Linked DNA regions of Homo sapiens: region 2 is linked to region 1. A link is a loop called in an ENCODE intact Hi-C map of the cell type or tissue named here. Cell type or tissue: psoas muscle. All regions are shown on one strand. Each heading gives the region's core, and the rest is flanking DNA. Links, peaks and the distances in the headings are about the cores only.

Region 1 (10,058 bases), core at 916-3,415:
CCCAGCATTTAGAACCATGCCCAGCACAGCCGGGTGCAGTGGCTCATGCCTGTAATCCCAGCACTTTGGGAGGCTGAGGCAGGAAGATCATGAGGTCAGGAGATTGAGACCATCCTGGCCAACATGGTGAAACCCCGTCTCTACTAAAAATACAAAAATTAGCTGGGTGTGGTGGCGCATGCCTGTAATCCCAGCTACTCAGGAGGCTGAGGCACGAGAATTGCTTGAACCCAGGAGGTGGAGGTTGCAGTGAGCCGAGATCGTGCCACTGCACTCCAGCCCAGGTGACAGAGCGAGACTATGTCTCAAAAAATAAAAAATAAAAAAAAAAAAAAAGAACCATACCCAGCACATAGCAGTGGCACAGCCAGCATAGGTATTGGTTGAAAGAACAAACAAATGGTTTGCCACATTAGCTACCCCACAAACCTGAGGTCTATGTAGGCATCCTTACAGCTCCAGGTAAGAGCCACTATCGTGCCAGTTTTGTAGATGAGGAAGCTGACGCTCAGAGAAAGTAGGTAGATTACAGGAAGCAACTGACCCCAAAAAGACTTGTGGCTATTGGACTCTAAAGCCTGTGCTCTTGGTTCTGCTCATAGTTCATGTGTATTAGAGGCATTCTCTGTATGAGATGCTAGACCAAGCCCTTATGCGGATTTCCTCCTGTAAGCCACTCAAACTGTATGAGGCAGGTACCATTATTACCTAGTCTTTACAATTCCATCACTTCCATTTTGCCATTGAGAGAGCTGGTTTGGGTCTGGGAGTAACTTGCCAGGGGGACACAGCCTGTCAGTGATGGAGCGGGAGTTGGCCACAGGTGCTCTGACCCCTGCATTCACTGCCTCTCTTAGCCACCTGCATTCCCTTCTTAGGTCAGCAGGTGCAGGCCTGGCAAGAACAGCGTGGAGGGACACATTTCTTGAGGCTGCATGCTGAGCTTCTGGAAAAGCAGCCTGCAGTTGCCATATGCACCCAAGATGAGTTTATTCCAAGCCTCAAATCCAACATCTCAGATTCCCCCCAGTGAAGAGTCAAAGCCACCAAAATGTCTTACTGTCTTGCTCTCAAGACCTTATGACTAGAGGATTCCAGCTTCACAATCAAATTCATCAGTAATGAATGCTGTGATGACAGCGGGTACCACTAGTACAGCCCTTGGACCTGGGCAAGAGGGGCATTATCTTGGGTCCAGTGCTTTAGGGGGCCTTGCTCCAGTCCTCCTCCAGCTGTGCTCTTCCCCAGGGAGCAAGGAGTCCATGGCCATCCAGAACATGTCCCCTTCTAGAACATTTTTTGGGTACTTAGGGCCCCCAATTTCTGGCAAAAACGATTCCAAGCTTGGATGTGGGCATCTTCCCAGCATCCCTGCTTTAGAGCAGGCTGAGTGGCCACACAGGATGGTGGTGGGGAATGTGAATAGAGGTTGGATGTGAGGGTGGGATGTCCACACAGGTGTGCATAGACCCCTAAGGTGCAGGATGGAGCTGGGAGTGGGAAGAGAAAGGGAGCAGGTTTCAATCAGCTCAGCTGTCCCCACAATGCCATATTCTGTGGCAGATTTCCAAGAATTTAATAATTTACCATTTAAACCTAGTCTTCGAAGTCATTAAGAAGGTACTTTTGTTGGCCGGGTGCGGTGGCTCACACCTGTAATCCCAGCACTTTGGGAGGCTGAGGTGGGCAGATCACCTGAGATCAGGAGTTGAGACCAGCCTGACCAACATGGAGAAACCCCATCTCTACTAAAAATACAAAATTTGCTAGGCGTGGTGGTGCATGCCTATAATCCCAGCTACTTGGGAGGCTGAGGCAGGAGAATGGCGTGAACCCGGGAGGCAGAACTTTGAGCCGAGATCACGCTACTGCACTCCAGCCTGGGCGACAGAGCGAGACTCCTTCTCAAAACAACAACAACAATAACAAAAAAAAAACAGTTTCTCTGTATTTGTGACTTGTAAATATTTAGATATCAGCATCTGGAGGGTATATGCACCCTCATCCTGGCTTCACACATGTTCCAAGTGACTCTGGGTACCACAGCAGGGACCAAGGGGGTGGCCACATGCCCTGGCTCTGGCTGCAGGATGCAGTAACACTTCAACCTGGCAGTGCTGGTTCAAACTAGGCTTCATCCTGGAAGAGAGGCTAAGAAATTCATGTGCTCAGACTGCTTTCCCTGGTGACAGAGAAGGGTTTGCATGGAACATCCATGCTGCTGTTGCCACTGCCTCCTCTCACCCTCCCCCTCCTCCCCAATGTCCCTACAGGCTCAGATGGTCAAAGTTACAGGCATGAATCCTAGGTGCCGTCAGTGGCTGGGGGCAGGTGGTTTTCCAACTCTATTACATTTAACTGGATCCAGAGCACGTCCAGGCTCTGAGTCTCATTAATATCCTGCCACCGCTCACTGAGCCAGCCACCAGCCCTGTGCCTTGGCCATAAACTCCTTTTTAGTGGCCTCTAGCGGCCTTGAGTGTTAAGTAATTTATTATTTGCAAAGTGGTCTATTGAAACACCTGTATGGTGAAACCTACCCAAAGCAAACCTCTGTGGGTTTCATTTGTCTGCAATCCACAAGGTATCTTTGTTCTTTAAGTCCCCAGACCAATAAACACACACGCAAACTTTATTGTTTTTCCATGGTAAAGATTTTTTTAAATAAAAAAGAGCAGTGTTCTCTACTGTTTGCAAATGCAATCTTTTTTTTTAAATAAACATACCTTTCCAGGGTGCAAATGAGTTGTTATATTTTGGCCTTGGAAAAAAATACAAGGTACTTTTAGGGTAAAACTTTATACCCACATTCAGGACCAGTAGTCATTGCTCTCTGTAGTTCCATTGGAACCCAAGCTGGGAGTTGGTTTTCCGAGAATCATTCTCTCAGAGTTTGACACTCAGCACAGAGCTCTCATCCCTATCTGAGTCTCTGATTGTGAATAATTACAGCAGGAAGCAATCGCCTGTTAACTGGTCTCCAACAGAGCCCTTCAATGGAGCGTCCCCTCTGTCCTTATAGCCGAGTGGCCTTGGACATGCTATGGATTCTCTTAGGGCCACAGGTCCTCCTCTGGGAAACAGTCACACTGACTTCTCGGCAGTCAGTGAGAGCACAATGAGGTAACGAGAGGGACTTCCCCGCAAACGTGGGTTCCCTTCTCTCCTCCTTCAGAATCCTGGTGGTGCCTCCTTGAGAATTCACAGGTGCATGGAAGAGGATGCGGTGGCAAGAGGACCCTAGCATCAGAGCCCAAATCCCAGCGTCAGATAACAGAATGGACAGCCGGCAGCCTGAAGACCTTAGTTCTCATTTTTACTGTTTCATAATTAGTCCCCAGGCCCCCCTGCTGTTGACTTAATGACCCAGCTGCACTTCAGTGCTTGAGAATCTGCATAAATGTCAGAGGCGGCTTGTCACATGTGACCCACACATCCCCAGAGTCCACTCACCTGGGCGTACAAATGAGGCCACATGAATATCCAAATTATGCTGTCCTGGTCATCCCACCACCTGAATGCAAGATTTCACCCCAGTGAAAGTGCGCCTTCCCATGCTCTGTGCTCCAGCCCGTGGGCACTAAGGACTTCTGGGGATGGGGAGGCTTTCTTGGGTTTGAAGCGAAGCCTAACTCGCGACCACGGAGTGTCCAGGGTATCTGCTGAGGGCCCACCCTTACCCTGGGGCAGTATGGCCTCCACCAGCCCTCTTGGGGTCCCCTTCCTCAAACTGTCCACCCTGTCCAGGTGTTTATTTATTTATTTTTGAGACCGAGTCTCGCTCTGTCACCCAGGCTGCAGTGCAAAGGCATGATCTTGGCTCACTGCAACCTCTGCCTCCCAGGTTCAAGTGATTCTCCTGCCTCAGCCTCCCCAGTAGCTGGGATTACAGGCATGCACCATTACGCCTGGCTAGTTTTATATTTTTAGTAGACAGGGTTTCACCATGTTGGCCAGGCTGCTCTCAAACTCTTGACCTCAGGTGATCCACCTGCCTTGGCCTCCCAAAGTGCTGGGATTACAGGCGTGAGCCACTGCACCTGGCCCCTGCCCAGGTGTTTAATCCCAAACTGCCAATCCCGGAGGTGCCCTCATAGAATGAGCTTCCTTTTGGCTCGTACTCACCCCACAGGACCACAGTGTTTCTTCTGGAAACAGGGACAGTGTCCCCTCTGCGAGGTCAGACCTACTCCCTAGGCCAACCTCAGGGCCAGATTTCCTCCTATCGCCCCAGTTTCCCCATCTCTCCAGTCTCTTATCTGTACATCAAAACCTCCCTTTCATCGGCCTCCTCCACTCAGGTTAATTAATGTAAGAAATTAGGTTCCCTGGGGCAGGGAAGGTCCTGAAGCCACAGCAGCTGGCCAGCTTCCTAACTCCAGATCAGGCTCAGGTGGGACAGTACATGGCTGTGAGCCTGCACCTCTGCTCCTTCCTGATCACCAGGGAAGCTGCGGGGTTCTTGCTGCTGGTGACCAGAAAGCCGTGGACTCCACACACCCTTAGGAGCTGCTGCGTGAAACGGTGAGAAATTCAGGGCCTGGGGCCCCGTGGGTCATCTCCCCTCCTCCCCATGGAATCCTCTGTCCCCAGAGATGCCCTAGACTGTAAGCTCCATGAGGTCATGACTAATGGGTGTCACTCATCAGTAAATACCAAGCCTTGATGCAGGCTTGGCAGACAGGAACCCTCGATTGTAGCATGAACTGAGGAACACGGACGCAGCTCCTAACCTGCAGAGGACCATACCGTGTGGCCTGCCTTAAGGAAGTTAAGTCCAAGGTGGGTTGAGGAGGCATGGCAGAGCCCAAGCTAGGGCCCAAACTAGAGTTTATTGCAGTTGATCTTTTCAGAAACCCACAACTATTGAAGTGGTTATAATAGAATATTTGGAAGTAGTGTTACCCAAGTATTAGAATAGCAGAGTAACAAAATATTCGAACTGAATATCAGAGTATTCACATTCTACCTGAGTATTTAGGGGGCAGCTGAGCTGGGCCCGCTGCCCACCCAGCTGGCCCTTAGGTTCTGTAGTGCTGTCGTGAGAGGTCCCAGACTTTGCCAGCCTGCCCTGTCCCTGTCCCCATAACTCATGTCCTTCAGCCCCTTGGTCCTCCTTCGGTTTCTGACCCAGGCCTAGCTTGCTCCAGCCAGAGGGTCCTTGCACCTGGCTGTCCCCTTGCCTGGGATGCTTTCCCCTGAGATCTTTGCTCCTTCTAGGCCTCCAGATCACTGTCTTGGCTCGGAGAGGCCTTCCCTGCCCATCCCAGCCAAAGAAACCCTCATTTGTTGCCACTGTCTATAATGGTTAATTTTAGGTGTCAGCTTGGCTGGATTAAGGGATACCCTGGTAGCTGGTCAAGCATTACTTCTGGGTGTGCCTGTGGGTGTTTCCAGAGAGACTGGGATTTGAGTGAGTGGGCTGAGTAAGGAAGATCAGCCCTCACCCAATGTGGGCAGGCACCATCCGATCGATTGAGGGCTGGGACAGAACAAAAAGGCAGAGAAAAGGCAAATTCACTCCTCCCTCTGGCTTCTGGAGCTAAGATGCTTTCTTTTTTTCTGAGACAGAGTCTCACTCTGTCGCCCAGGCTGGACTGCAGTGGCGAGATCTCGGCTCACTGCAAGCTCTACCTCCTGGGTTCACGCCATTCTCCTGCCTCAGCCTCCCAAGTAGCTGGGACTACAGGCGCCCGCCACCACGCCCGGCTAATTTTTTGTATTTTTTAGTAGAGACGGGGTTTCACCGTGTTAGCCAGGATGGTCTCGATCTCCTGACCTCGTGATCCACCTGTCTTGGCCTCCCAAAGTGCTGGGATTACAGGCATGAGCCACTGCGCCCGGCCGCTAGGATGCCTTCTTATCCTACTCTTGGATATCAGAACTCCAGGTCTCTGGTCTTTGGACTCCAGGACTTGCACCAGCGACCCTCAGGTTCTCAGGCCTTTGAACTTGGCCTGAGCCACAGTATCAGCTTGCCTGGCTCTCCAGCCTGAAAACAGCCTACTGTGGGACTCCTCAGCCTCTTTAGTCCCATGAGCCAGTTCTCCTAAAAATCTCTCTCTCTCTTTCTCTCTATCTATCCACCCATCTGTCAGTCATCTATTATTTATCTATAATCATTCTATCATCTATTATCTATCTGTCAATCCATCATCTATTATCTATGTATCCATCCATCCATCATCTATTATCTATCATCTAACTATTGTCTATCATCTATCTATTGTCTATCATCTATTATCTATCTATCTATCATCTATCTATCTATCTATCTATCTATCTATCTATCTATCTATCATCATCATCTATTTACCTATCTATCCAATTGGTTCTGTTTCTCTGGAGAACCCTGACTAATACACCCTCTAATGCATTGTCACCCTGTTTGTCTTTACAGCATTCACAACTGAGTGGGCTTCGTGGGTTTTGATTGCTTGCTTGTATACTGTTTTCCTCTGCTAGATTATAAACCTCAAGAGGAAAGTCCATGCCTGTCTTGCTTACCCTGTATGCCCAGAGCCTAGACCTGCCTTGAGCTTGGCAGGAGCCTGATTAATATTTGTGAAGTGGATGATGGGTGCGTGGATGAATGGATGGATGGATAGGTGGCTGAGCTGTGGATGGGTGGGTGGGTGGATGAGTGGGTGGGTAGATGGATGGGTGAATGGGTAGATAGGTGGGTCATAAATGTCCTATCCTTTCCAAAGATGTGAAAGCCACACATAATGTGTAAGAAATATGACCAAGGAAGGATTTACAAGACTCACACTGAGTTCATTAAAGACAAATTCCTCTTTTTCATCTTGCTGAGGGCACAGTTCTGAACCCAAGGCTGTAGTAACAGCAGGAGCTGTTTGTGGTGTTTCCTTTCTTAGCAGTTGCCTATTCCTGTTGTACCTCAGGCTGCTGATTACAGACGCAAACCCCCAGACTTCACACCCTGCCTTTCCTGTGAGAGGCCGGGAGAATAAGCCCCTCAGTTGGATCACCATGTCTGGTCAGGCCGCCCTCTCCTCTCTGAGCCCTCCTGCCTCCTTGGCACTGCCAGCCTTGGCATCGGTGGCTGGGCACTGAGTGATTTCCATTTGTGACCATCTGACCTCTAATTACTTCTGTTAATTACTTGGACAGGCTTTCTGTGCCAAAAGGGCTTAAAACCCAGGGACAGCGGGAAGGGGATGTCCTTCATCTGTCCTTGTCCACCACCTGTCCCTGGAGGAAGGAGGTGGTACGTGGTGTGGGTTATTCAATTTCCCAAAGATCTGTTCTGTCTCAGATTCTGAGCCATGACTGTCATTCTGATGGGTTCCCTCGAAGAGCTTATTCTTTCACTAATCCTGAATCTTCTGGTGACTGATTGCCTGATGGGGGAAACAAGTGTGAGAGCAGGAGAGGGAGGGAGGGGGATGCACCATGTCAGCTGTGCGGTGCGGAATTAACCACTTCTGTTGTTTTGGGGTCCCCTCTCTGATTCTTACATCCAAGGAAGGGCCAGCATGGAGCAACCCAGTCCACGGTGCAGAAGTTCAAGCATGGCATAAAAACCTATAGCTTCCACTACCAGGTGCGGTGGCTCACGCCTGTAATCCCAGCACTTTGGGAGGCCGAGGCGGGTGGATTACTTGAGGTTGGGAGTTCGAGACCAGCCTGGCCAACATGGTGAAACCCTGTCTCTACTAAAAATATAAAAATTAGCTGGGCATGGTGGCAGGCACCTGTAATCCCAGCTACTTGGGAGGCTGAGGCAGGAGAATCGCTTAAACCCAGGAGGCGGAGGCTACAGTGAGCCGCCATCGTGCCGCTCGGGAGGTTGAGACAGGAGAATTGCCTGAACCCAGGAGATGGAGATTGCAGTGAGCCAAGATTGCCTCGCTGTACTCCAGCCTGGGCAACAGAGTGAGACTGTCTCAAAAAAACAAAACAAAACAAAAACCCCACAGCTCCCATCGACCCTCAAACCATCACCTGATGCCCATGGTACCTGTTCCCAGCCCTCCAGTGCTTCAAGGGAGGGTGTAATATGCACCCATGTTATTTGAGTCTGCACTTTTCCCCCATTTCCCCCGTTTGTCCTGACTAAATCCTCCTTATCCTAGATGCTTCTGACTTGAGACTCATTCATTCATTCATTCGTGATTTATTAAGTATTAACCCGTGCAAGGGAGTGGTCACAGAGCAGCAAACAGGACACACAGTCTCTAACCACAAGCAGCTTTCTTTCAGAGAAGACAAACAAACAAGGGTTTGCAACAAATGTAATGAGTTTCAATAGGAAACACGGGCTGCCTGGGGAGCCTAGAACTGGGACCATCTCAGGGTCAGGGGTCAGGAAAAGGGTCCCTGGCAAGAACTGCAGAACTCTTGGCACATAACGATTCCGTCCAAACACCTGCACTCAGAGATGGCTGGACTCTAGCATGACGACGCCAGCACCCACTTGAGATGCCTGCCTAGGAAAGCCCAGGGCTGCCAGTCCAACAACTGACATAGGACCCTGGCCTCCCTTTCTTAGAGCATTTACTGAAAGGGGCTTATAGGAAACTCTTCTTCTGTCCCTTTGAGATACATTTGTATCTCCTGCAACTCAGAAGTGTCTTTCTCCAGGACTTACAGCCATTCCTTGAAATGTAATCAGGAAGGATGGGACCTCCAATTCCCAGACTCTGTAGGAATTAGAATCCTGACTTTAGTCATTGCAAGCCTGAAGACACTGGTCTCGTCACATTCACACCAACCAACCTTTTGTGATTTTTTTGCTTCTAGGCTCTGCTAAGCCTGTCTTTCCCTCCCTCCCTCTGCCTTCAGGACACCCGGTCCCCTCTGCACAAATCAGGATGGAGCTCGGCCCTTTCGGCGACTGTTTGGATATCATCTGTTTTCACTGCTTTAACTCGCACTTGGCTTTGTTTCTCTTTGGTGCTGTGGGAGGGGCATTATGTCTGAAGCTGGAAAGCTGAGCAGGAGTTAGCCCGGCTTCGTGGGTGAGTATGAGGCACAGAGGCAGGGCAGGCAAGAATGTTCCAAGCAGAGAATAAGGGAGAAGCCAAAAGAGGCTTGGACAGGCTGGAGTCGGAAAGGGGGGGAGGTCTTTGGTCCACCCTGGCGGCGCAAGGCCGTCCCAGCCCTTTTTATCCCCAGTGACTGCCTCTCACCGAGGTGTCAAGAGTCTTTGACCTCAATGGAGCTGCTCCCAACCCATCCAGCCTCCTTCCCTCTTCCCAATCAGCTCTACCCAGCTGGCTCTCAGCCTGCCCTGCCTTCTCCCTAAGGGGCTGCTTTGGGGCTGTCCCAGCCTCCACGATGGTGCTGCTGACGCCTTCCCCGAGCCCCCATTTAAAAACAGAGTTAGGCTGGGTGTGATGTGTCACACGCGTAATCCCAGCACTTTGGGAGGCTGAGCTGGGTGGATTGCTTGAGCTCAGGAGTTTGAGACCAGCCTGGGTAACATGGCAAAACCCCACCTTTACAAAAAATACCAAAATTAGCTGGGTATGGTGGCATGCGCCTGTAGTCCCAGCTATTTGGGAGGGTAAGGTGGGAGGATGGCTTGAGCCCAGGAGGTTGAGGCTGCAATGAACTGTGATCGTGCCACTGCACACCAGCCTGGGCAATGGAGCAAGACAGTGTCTCAACCAACCAACCAACCAAACAAAAACCATTCCTTTGGAGCACTAGGAAGACTAAAACAAACCCAAATCTAGTTATGATTCACATACCATAAAGTTCGTCCTTTTAAAGTGTACAATCAGTGGTTCTTTGTATTCACAAGGTTGTGCAACCATCACCACTGTCTGATTCCAGAACATTTCATCACCTCAGAAAGAAACTCCTACCCATTAGTGGTCACCTCCATTCCCCCCTTACCCCAGCCTCTGACAGCCACTAATCTATGGCAACCACTGTGTCTGTGGACTTGCCTATCCTGGACATCTATGAATGGAATCATACAGTGCATGGCCTTGGGTGTCTGGCGTCTTTCCCTGAGCACCACATTTTCAAGCTTCATCCATGTTGCAGCATGGATCAGTACTTCCTTTTAACAAAAATTTATTTTT
Region 2 (10,058 bases), core at 2,602-5,101, 100 kb before region 1:
TGCCTCAAATAATAATAAAGTTATTTTGAATTGAAAATAAAGTTAGACTCTTGACAGAAAGAAATATGGTTTGATAAAGACTGGCTTTGACAATTATGTGTCATGGGAGAGATTTGCCATTAATTCAATGAGTAAAATTTGCAGCTCTATGGGTTTTTAAAAAATAAAAGTAAATTAGGGGCCGGGCGCGGTGGCTCACGCCTGTAATCCCAGCACTTTGGGAGGCCAAGGCAGGCAGATCACGAGGTCAGGAGATGGACACCATCCTGGCTAACACGATGAAACCCCGTCTCTACTAAAAATACAAAAAAAATTAGCCGGGCGTGGTGGCGGGCGCCTGTGGTTCCAGGTACTCCGGACGCTGAGTCAGGAGAATGGCGTGAACCCGGGAGGCGGAGCTTGCAGTGAGCAGAGCCGAGATCGCGCCACACTGCACTCCAGCCTGGGTGACAGAGCAAGACTCCGTTTCAAAAATAAATAAATAAATAAATAAATAAATAAATAAATAAATAAAAATAAATGTAAATTAGGTACCATGACTCACACCTGTAATCCTAGCTACTTGGAAGGCTGAGATGAAAGGGTTGGTGGACGCCAAGAGTTTGAGACCAGCCTGGGCAACATACTGAGACGTCGTATCTAAAACACATATAAAAAGGGCGGGGAGGGTGGGGGGCGGTGGTTCACACCTGTAATCCCAGCACTTTGGGAGGCCAGGGCGGGCAGATCACCTGAGGTCAGGAGTTCAAGACCAGCCTGACCAACATGGAGAAAACCTATCTCTACTAAAAATACAAAATTAGGCGTGGTGGCGCATGCCTGTAATCCCAGCTACTCAGGAGGCTGAGGCAGGAGAATCACTTGAACCCAGGAGGCAGAGGTTGCAGTGAGCCGAGATCGTGCCATTGCACTCCAGCCTGGGCAACAAGAACGAAACTCCATCTCAAAATAAAAAAAGAAAAAAGAAAAAAGAAAGAAAGAAAATAAATATAAAGCATGTGATAAGATAAAGTCAATTTATTTAAATGCATTGGCAAAGTTCTCTTGAGATTAGAAATGTCTTTATTTTCCCATTTTCTGAGTATATCCAGTTAACCTAAGGACCTCTTAGTGAAAGAATAATAGGTAAACGTGTAGTCATCTAATAAGTCCTGGTGATTTAGTGGTCCTCACTTATCCACGCTTGTGCTTTCCAAGGTTTCAGTTACTTGTAGTCAACTGTGGTTTGAAAATATCAAATGTAGGGCTGGGCGCAGTGGCTCAAGCCTGCAATCCCAGCACTTTGGGAGGCGGAGGTGGACACATAGCTTGAACTCAGGAGGTCCAGACCAGCCTGGGCAACATGGCAAAGCCCTGTCTCCACCAAAAATACAAAAAAAAAAAAAAAAATTAGCCAGGTGTGGTAGTGCATGCTTGTAGTCCCAGCTACTTGGGAGGCTGAGGTAGGAGAATACCTTGAGTCCAGAAGGTGGAGGCTGCACCACTACCACTACACTCCAGCCTGGGTGACAGAGTGAGACTGTCTTAATTAAAAAGAAATGCATATACATAAAATAGAAAATTTCAGAAATAAACAACTCATAAGTTTTAAGTCGTGCACCTTTCTGAGTAGCAGATGAAATCTTGAGCTGTTGTGCTCCCTTTCTCTCAGCACACCAAAGTCTTTGAGTCTCAGGACTCAAGGGTCACCCCTTTGTCCAGCGTATTCACGTTGTCAATGCTATCTGCCTTTTAGTCACTTTGTAGCCATCTTAGGTGATCAGATTGACAGTCGTGGTATCGCAGTGCTTGTGTTCCAGCCTTATTTTACTTAATAATTGCCCCCAAAGCGCAAAAGTAGTGATGCTGGTATGTTAATGGTTCTATTTTATTATTGTTGTTAATCTTGTTATATATGAAGTTTCGGTGCCTCAAAAGAAATAGCACTCAAATATAAAATTTTCTTTTTAATTCTCAGCAAGGCAAGTTACTTCTCTATAGAACGGTGTGCCTTTACAGATGGAACAATGGTGAGTGCACACTTGGACAAGGGAGGGGAAGGGGTTCTTATTCCTGACACACATGGCCCCTGCTGCTGTGTCCTTCCCCTATTGGCTAGGGTTAGACTGCACAGGCTAAACTAATTCCGATTGGCTAATTTAAAGAGAATGACGGGGTGAGTGCTTTGGAGGGAGTCAGGGCAGAGCAGGTAGCAGATAATTGGAATGAGTTAGGGTGGAGCAGGTGATCAGAATGAGTCAGGGTGGAGCAGGTAATTGAAAAAGGTTGCTTTATGAGGAAGTTTAAAAGTAGAAGGCAAAGAATTGAACATACTGACATATCGATTTTTTGAAAAGAAATTTAGAACTCATATCTAACAATCCCTCCCCTTGTATTTCCTTACAGCTTTCTTTTCAAACTTTTTTTTTAACATGTCTTGGCTTAGTTGTTTTGCTTGATTTTCTAAAAGAAGAAGCTTCTCTGGATAAGGTGGAAGATAGTTAAGGGAGGTTTTAGTAAGTGCCATTTTTATGAGCCTCTGCATTTAATTACGGATGCATGGTATGACACAGCACCCTTCAAGAATAAGTACACCTATTACGGACGCGAGGGAAGTAAGAATTGAGGCTATTATTCCTTTCCGTTTACCGAAGTACCTTTTTTTAGCCATCCTGTAAAGAGGTCATTTACCCCTGAATTGCTGGCTAACTCATTGGACAGAGCAGTCAGACCTTGCAATCCTTTTGTTATACTTTTATTAGGGGCGGTGTTGTTTTGGATGAAGGTGTAACATTGAGTTTTAATTATGATGCAAACTCCTCCGCTTTCTGCTAATATCATGTCTAGGGCTATCCTATTTTCCCAACCCATCTGGCTAGTGGCCCCTAATTGCTCAGCTATTCCTTTAACAGCATCTCTAGTGTAGTTAATAAATCGCTGTTGGTTGTAATAGATGTAGTTTATCCAATGTACATTTTTATTAATTGTCACCCACCAACATATTGACTTAAATCCTGCAGCTATTTGATTTTGGACTTTAAATCGATCTGGTATTCCCCATGGGACTTTAATTGTGTCTAAATGGACGTGAGAGTTGAAAGACCTACAAGGGGCTTCTCTCACTTTACGATGTCTTATTTTTCCTTCCTCTGGTTGATGAAATGCCAGGGTGAAAGGGATAGCCAACTGGACTAAAGCACGAGTGCCACTCCAGTTATTTGGCAGAGTGTCCAGTAAAGGTCCACCATAATATCACGACACGTCTGCCGGGATGAACAAGGGCTGACTGATTGATAAGCTCTTGAAAATTCTTAACCTCACTGCATTCTTTCAGGTCTCCAAGGAACGCTAAGTTTCCTCCCTGTCGTGAGAGACATGAAGCGAACTTAGTGTTGGGTGATGGAGGCTGGATGGCCCTTAGGGGCTGACCTGCAGGGTGCCAGATTTCGGGATATAGCAGAGAGAGAGCTTGGCATGACTTATTACTCCAGGCTGTAGAATCCTGGAAAAGAGCTACCATGCAGCGTATGCCTGGTCGACTGGAGGACTACCTTAGTTGAAAGGGGACAATCTGGGCCTCTGGCCTGCCGTGCGCACAAGCATAACAATTGCTTTTGTTTAACGCGTGGACGGAATATTTGATCCATTCCAACCAGGCATTTACATCTTGGTATCCTGTCTCAATTGCCAAAGTTTGTTTTAAGTCTTTAACTTTTACCATCGCTATCTTGGTCTTGTCTTTAGATGGAGGAGGAACAATGGTTCTGTTGGGAGAGATTTTGGAAGAAGGCTTAGAGGCAGGTGCAGGCAGCAGGGGAATCAAAGAAACGCATTTTAAAGAATCCAATAGGGTCTGTCCTTGAAAACTCAGCCCCCACACCATAAAACTGGCTTAAAGAAGGGAACCGGCTTAGAAAAGGGGAGAACTTTGGGGACTTGAAATAGCCTGTATAGGGTTGCACTGCTTTAGCTGACAGTTAGGGGGTGCTGTCCCTTTAGTGAAATGAATGCATGGTTTTAGGAAATTACAAAAACTGATTGGGGCAGTCTATCCTTGCTCTTTAGTGGTCCACAGAACATTGGACCAACTACGGCATAAAAGCTTTACATCGGGGGCAAGACTCCTGGTTGACACTAGGGTCTTTATTGAAATCTCCCCGGATTAAATGGTTCCAATTTACTAATGCCCAGTCTGAGGAGAGTCAGGAGGGACAGAGGTACTTTTCTGAAGTAGAGAGCTGTTTTTGACTTGGCAAGTCCCCATAGGGTATAACAAGGCAAGCATTAAATGCAATAGTTTGAGGCAAAATTGACTCGGTTACGTTAATAACTAGATGGTCAGCAATAGAGCAAGGAAAGAAGAAAGAATAATAGAATAGATGAAAGAGTTATATTTTTTTTAGCTTCAGTTTGGTAGGGGTTTCCCCTGGGACTGTGGCACACGACTCTGGAGGGGGTGGAGCTTTGACTCGGGTGTGATGAGTCCATCCCTTTTTCACTGTGTGAACAGCAGTCTTGGTGGTTAGCGGCACAAGGTAGGGTCCTTCCCAGGCTGGCTCGAGTTTTTCTTCTTTCCACCCTTTGATGAGAAGGTGATCTTCAGGCTGGTGCTGGTTTACTGGAAATTCTAGGGGTGGTACCCGTGCTAAAAGACTTAGTTTTGAGGGAAAGGAAAGTGGAAGACAAACCAAGCATATAATTTTTAAGAAATTGACCTTTTGTTTTAAATGTGGGGACATCAACAGTGGCTTTTGTAGTCTTTGGTGCCTTCTTACTGAGAAATTTCCTTTAGCACCTATTTTTATTAGTTTTTAGACCAAAGAAAGCCAAACACCATTTTATATTTAACAGTGCTTTCTGTATGATTTTATACCAGATAAGCTAAATTTTACCTTTATATTAGTGTGTTATTAATGTTAAACTTAATTTTAATACAACCTTGTAGACATATTTATCCAATTTTTAATGTCTGACCATAAGGTAAGATTTTTATAGACTCTTTTTAACCTTTTTTATAATTTTTGTTAAAGAGCAGATTAGTGCTTTAAAAAAACCTGTTGTGCTTTTATTTTAATGTCCAGTTCACAGAAAAACTGGATACCTCTTTAACTTTAGCTAATATGTTTACACACAGAATTTCCTTTACAATTAACGTTTTAAAACTTGCTTAAACTTTTAAAACAAAATATATTTTTTAACCTTTTAATGTAGGTAAAAATTCATATTCTTATGCTTCCTTATAATCTTTTTACCAAAAGTATATTTTACTTTCCTTACACACCTTGCACATAAACTGTTTCTTCAATAGTTTTATATTTAGGAGGCCTAATTACTTTTAAATTATATGACATTTCTTGCATAAATTTCCTCTTATAACCTTTTTTTCCCCCATGACTTTTACAGATAATTTTTCGACATGTCTCAACTTTGACTTGTCGCAAACATCTTTTTTTTTAAAAAAAAAAAAACCAGTTAATTTATTTTAGAACAAGAATTTACCATATAACATTCTTTTTACATTAATTATCCCCCCCTTTTTTTCTTTTTCTTTTTTAATTTTCCTGAAGATAACCATTCTTTTCTAATGCGAACTTCCTTCATGTCTGTGGACTAGACTGCCTAAGGCCATAAGTTTAGAAGTTAGGATAATACACGTTACACTGTTAACTGTTAGCAAACTTTACTTTTGTTGAAAACCTTTTAAGTTTGGGATTTCAATTATCCTTTGCTGTTAATAAGACCTTGTTTAGTCTAAATTAACTTAGAATTGGTATAGATGGTTCTTTCCTGGTTCTGTAAGTACTTTAAAGCTTGGCTGAATGCAAACAGCTCCCATGTTTGAGCAGACCAGTTATTAGGCAATTTTCCTAACTCAGCCTCTACTAGAGTTTCCCTATCAATTACTGAATACCCATTGTGGTTTTTTTTCCCTCCTCAATCACCAGGGAGGAACCATCTATCTTCCCGCCCTGAAGGGTGTTCCTCCTAGGTCTGGTCGGACCTTTGTATGGTAATTAAGATTTAAATCCCCTGTTAGGAAACCTGCTGGGTTAAGGGAATTTTCAGTGGTTAATGATAAATCATCTTTTTCCAACAGAATAGCCCTATACTTTAAGATTTTTGAGTTAGTAAGCTACCTTTTTGCTTTTTGACTTATGATAGTTCTGAACTGGTGAGGTGCTCACAATGAGGTTTCCTCTAAAAGTTATTTTTCTACTTTATTCTGTTAACAGAGCAGTTGCTGCTACAGATTGAATGCATTTGGACCATACGTGGGTTACTGGATTAAGGATTTTTTTGAGACAGAGTCTTGCTCTGTCGCCCAGGCTGGAGTGCAGTGGCGCAATCTCGGCTCACCGCAAGCTCCGCCTCCCGGGTTCACACCATTCTCCTGCCTCAGCCTCCTGAGTAGCTGGGACTGCAGGCCTACGCCGCCATGCCCGGCTAATTTTTTTGTATTTTTAGTAAAGACGGGGTTTCACCGTGTTAGCCAGGATGGTCTTGATCTCCTGATCTCGTGATCTGCCCGCCTCGGCCTCCCAAAGTGCTGGGATTACAGGCATGAGCCACCGCACCCAGCCACTTTGGGTTAAGGATTTTTGATAGGAAGGCTACGCATTGTCAATGGCCTCAGTGCTTTCAGGCTACGCCCTTATTTACACTGACAATGAGGTGGTATTGGAGTGTTATAGGGTCAAGAAGACCTTCAATCATCAACTATAGGTTTTAAATTTACCCTGGCTTTTGAAGAAATAGGGTACACTTTTTCTTTACTACTTCTATTTTTCTTTTTCTTTCTCTCTTTGACTTTCTCTTTCTCTCGCTCTGACTCCCTCTTTGTCTCTCTGCTTCTTTCCCCCACCTTTCTGCCTCTTTCCCCCCTCTGCCTCTTTCCCCTCTCTCTCTGCCTCTCTTTGCCCTCTCTGCCTCTTTCCCCTCTCTCTCTGCTTCTTTCCCCTCTCTCTCTGCCTCTTTCCCCCCTCTGCCTCTCTTTCCCCTCTCTCTCTCTCTGCCTCTTTCCCCCCTCTGCCTCTCTTTCCCCTCTCTCTCTCTCTGCCTCTTTCCCCCCTCTGCCTCTCTTTCCCCTCTCTCTCTCTCTGCCTCTTTCCCCCCTCTGCCTCTCTTTCCCCTCTCTCTCTCTCTGCCTCTTTCCCCCCTCTGCCTCTCTTTCCCCTCTCTCTCTGCCTCTTTCCCCTCTCTCTCTGCCTCTCTTTCCCCCCTCTCTCTCTCTGCCTCTCTTTCCCTCTCTCCTGTGTCTCTTTCTCTTCCCCTATGGTAGGGACCTGCGGGAGTGGAGCTACTCTCTTTTCCCCTGTCTCTCTCTGCCTCTCTTTCCCTCTCTCCTCTCTGTGTCTCTCTTCCCCTAGGGTAGGGACCTGTGGGAGTGGAGCTACTGTCTCTTCCCCTGAGAAGAAAGGAAAGGTTGGGGAGGTTGTGTCAAGTTCAACCCTTGAAATTAGCAGAAGGCTCAACCCCTCAAACCAGGGCTGTCTCTCCTTGCCTGTTCCGGAAGGCTCAATCCCTCAAACCAGGGGGTGTCTTGCCTTGCCTGTCCTGGAAGCCTCAATCCCTCAAACCGGGGGGTGTCTTGCCTGTCCTGGAAGGCTCTGTCACACACGTCCGTGTGAAGAGACCACCAAACAGGCTTTGTGTGAGCAACAAGGCTGTTTTATTTCACCTGGGTGCAGGCAGGCTGAGTCCAAAAAAGGAGTCAGCAAAGGATGGTGGGATTATCATTAGTTCTTATAGGTTTGGGATAGGTGTACAAAGTACATTCTCAAGGTGGGGGAGAATATTACAAAGTATCTTCTTAAGGGCAGGGAAGAACCTATTGTATCGTTAGGGTGGGGTGGGAACAAATCACAATAGTGGAATGTCATCAGTTAAAGCTATTTTCACTTAGTTTGTGGATCTTCAGTTGCTTCAGGCCATCTGGATGTATACAGGCAGGTCACAGGGGATATGATGGCTTAGCTTGGGCTCAGAGGCCTGATATTCCTATCTTCTTATATTAAGAAAAACAAAACAAAATGATGAAATGTTGGGGTGGCAAAAATTTTGGGGGGTGGTATGGAGAGATAATGGGCGATGTTTCTCAGGGCTGCTTTGAGTGGGATTAGGGGTGGCGTGGGAACATAGAGTGGGAGAGATTAAACTGAAGAAAGATTTTGGGGTAAGGGGTAATATTGTGGGGTTGTTAGAAGGAGCATTTGTCATATAGAATGATTGGTAATGGCCTGGATGCGGTTTTGTATGAATTGAGAAGCTAAACAGAAGACACAGGTCCAAATAAAAGAAGAAGAAAAATAGATATTAAAGGACTAAGAATTGGGAGGACCCAGGACATGCAATTAGAGAGTGTCCAAGGGGGTTCAGCATAATTATTTGCTTGGCTGGTGAGTTTTTGGGCTCTATCCTTGAGTTTTTTTATGTTGTCATATACAGGCCAGATTGATTTAGATAAAAAAAAAAAAACACTCTTCATTTAAAAATATAGAGAATATCCCTTTTTTTTTTTTTTTTTTTTTTAAGCAGTGAGTAAGTTGGGGCCTCGGCCATTTTGGAGGAAAGAGAAATGCAAAACAAGCAATTGTTTGTTAAAGAAGGACTAGAAATGGCTAGGAAAGAGTGAGAATGATAGTGTGGTGGAGGTAGCTGGGGAGAGGTGGAGGGTGGCATAAGAACGGGAATGAGAATAAGAGTGAGTATAAAACTAAGGAATAGGACTTTATCAGGGTGAAAGTATTGGAGGGTGCCCTGCCAGCAAAGATCATCTATCTACTCTAAGAGGGAGTTAAGAGTGGCAGTTTGGCGATAGCACCAGGAGATATCAGGTGTGATAGCTTGGAGAAACAGTGTAAACCAGCAGTGTAAACAAAAGCAGAGCATTTATGAGTAGTTGAGAATGGTGAATAGGAGTATGACTAGACAGAAGATAGTAGGGATGACAAGTTTTTGGTGCACAGTCCAAGTAGTGGGGGTGACTGCGTAAAGCCCTGTTGCAGAAAGTAGGGTAAGGATGAACAGACCTAACAGAATGAAGGGATGTATTAGGCTCATAAGGATTATTACTGTTCTTCAGAAATGCGAGTGAGTTTAAGGGAAGTAGGGGAGAGTAGTTGCGACTTCCAGGAGGAAGAGGAAAGATTAGGCTGGCTGTGTGATGGACATAGCTTTATTCTGGAATGGTGAACCCAGCGGGGAGGATCCTGCAGGCGGATGGCAGTTGGGGTACTATAGATAACTAAGTGGGGTCCGGTCCATCAAGGTTGTAGAGTTTGAGGGGTCAGATTCTTAACAAGAACTGATCGTCCAGCTAGGGTGTCTTCATGTGGCTGGGAATCTGAAGTAGGCAAGAGAAGATTAGCAGCCTGGCCAATTTCCTGTCTAGCTTGCTGGAGGACTGGAAGATAATCATCTAGAGGGCTGGTGTCTGGAATGAGACTGGGGCCAAGCAAGAAAGTACGTCCATATAAAAGTTCAAATGGACTGTACCCTGTAGCATCTCAAGGACAGGCTCTAATTCTGAGAAGGGCAAGAGGTAAAAGTACTGTCCATTCCTTTTTAAGTTGAAGGCTAAGCTTGGTGAGGTATGTCTTTAAAAGACCATTGGTCCATTCTATCTTTCCTGAAGATTGAGGACGGTAAGGGATATGAAGGTTCCACTGAACACCAAGAGCCTGAGAAACTGCTTGGGTGATTTGACTAATAAAGGCCGGTCTTTATTGGACAGTATAGAGGTGGGAAGGCCAAACTGAGGAATTATGTCTGACAGAAGGGAAGAAATGACCGCGGTGGCCTTCTCAGACCCTGTGGGAAAGGCCTCTATCCATCCAGTGAAAGAGTCTACCCAGACAAAGAGGTATTTTAGTTTCCTGACTCGGGGCATGTGAGTAAAGTCAATTTGCCAATTCTGGGCGGGGGCAAATCCCCAAGCTTTATGTGTAGGGAAGGGAGGGGGCCTGAACAATCCCTGAGGAGTCGTAGAATAGCAGATGGAACACTGAGAAGTGATTTCCTTGAGGACAGATTTCCATGATGGAAAGGAAATGAGAGGTACTAAGAGGTGGGCTAGCGGC

Evidence for each region. Peaks named below come from ENCODE experiments on the same cell type or tissue, not always from the same donor. Only the 100,000 strongest peaks of a DNase experiment are listed, where the experiment ranks them.
Region 2: a loop joins it to region 1, with 2.5 times the contacts of the local background. A loop is called at or near these places in 3 of 110 quality-filtered maps.

What each region holds. Positions count from the first base shown.
Region 1 is chr1:13,461,920-13,471,977 of GRCh38, reverse strand. No RefSeq gene overlaps it. Among named protein-coding and RNA genes, the nearest start is that of LRRC38, 47 kb to the left of the region's middle. In psoas muscle, for the core only: a CTCF peak has its summit at 2,474 (motif pointing left); a DNase peak (open chromatin) is centred at 2,387; H3K27ac peaks cover 614 bases.
Region 2 is chr1:13,565,024-13,575,081 of GRCh38, reverse strand. No RefSeq gene overlaps it. Among named protein-coding and RNA genes, the nearest start is that of PDPN, 14 kb to the left of the region's middle. In psoas muscle, for the core only: a CTCF peak has its summit at 3,958; no DNase peak of the experiment used is centred there.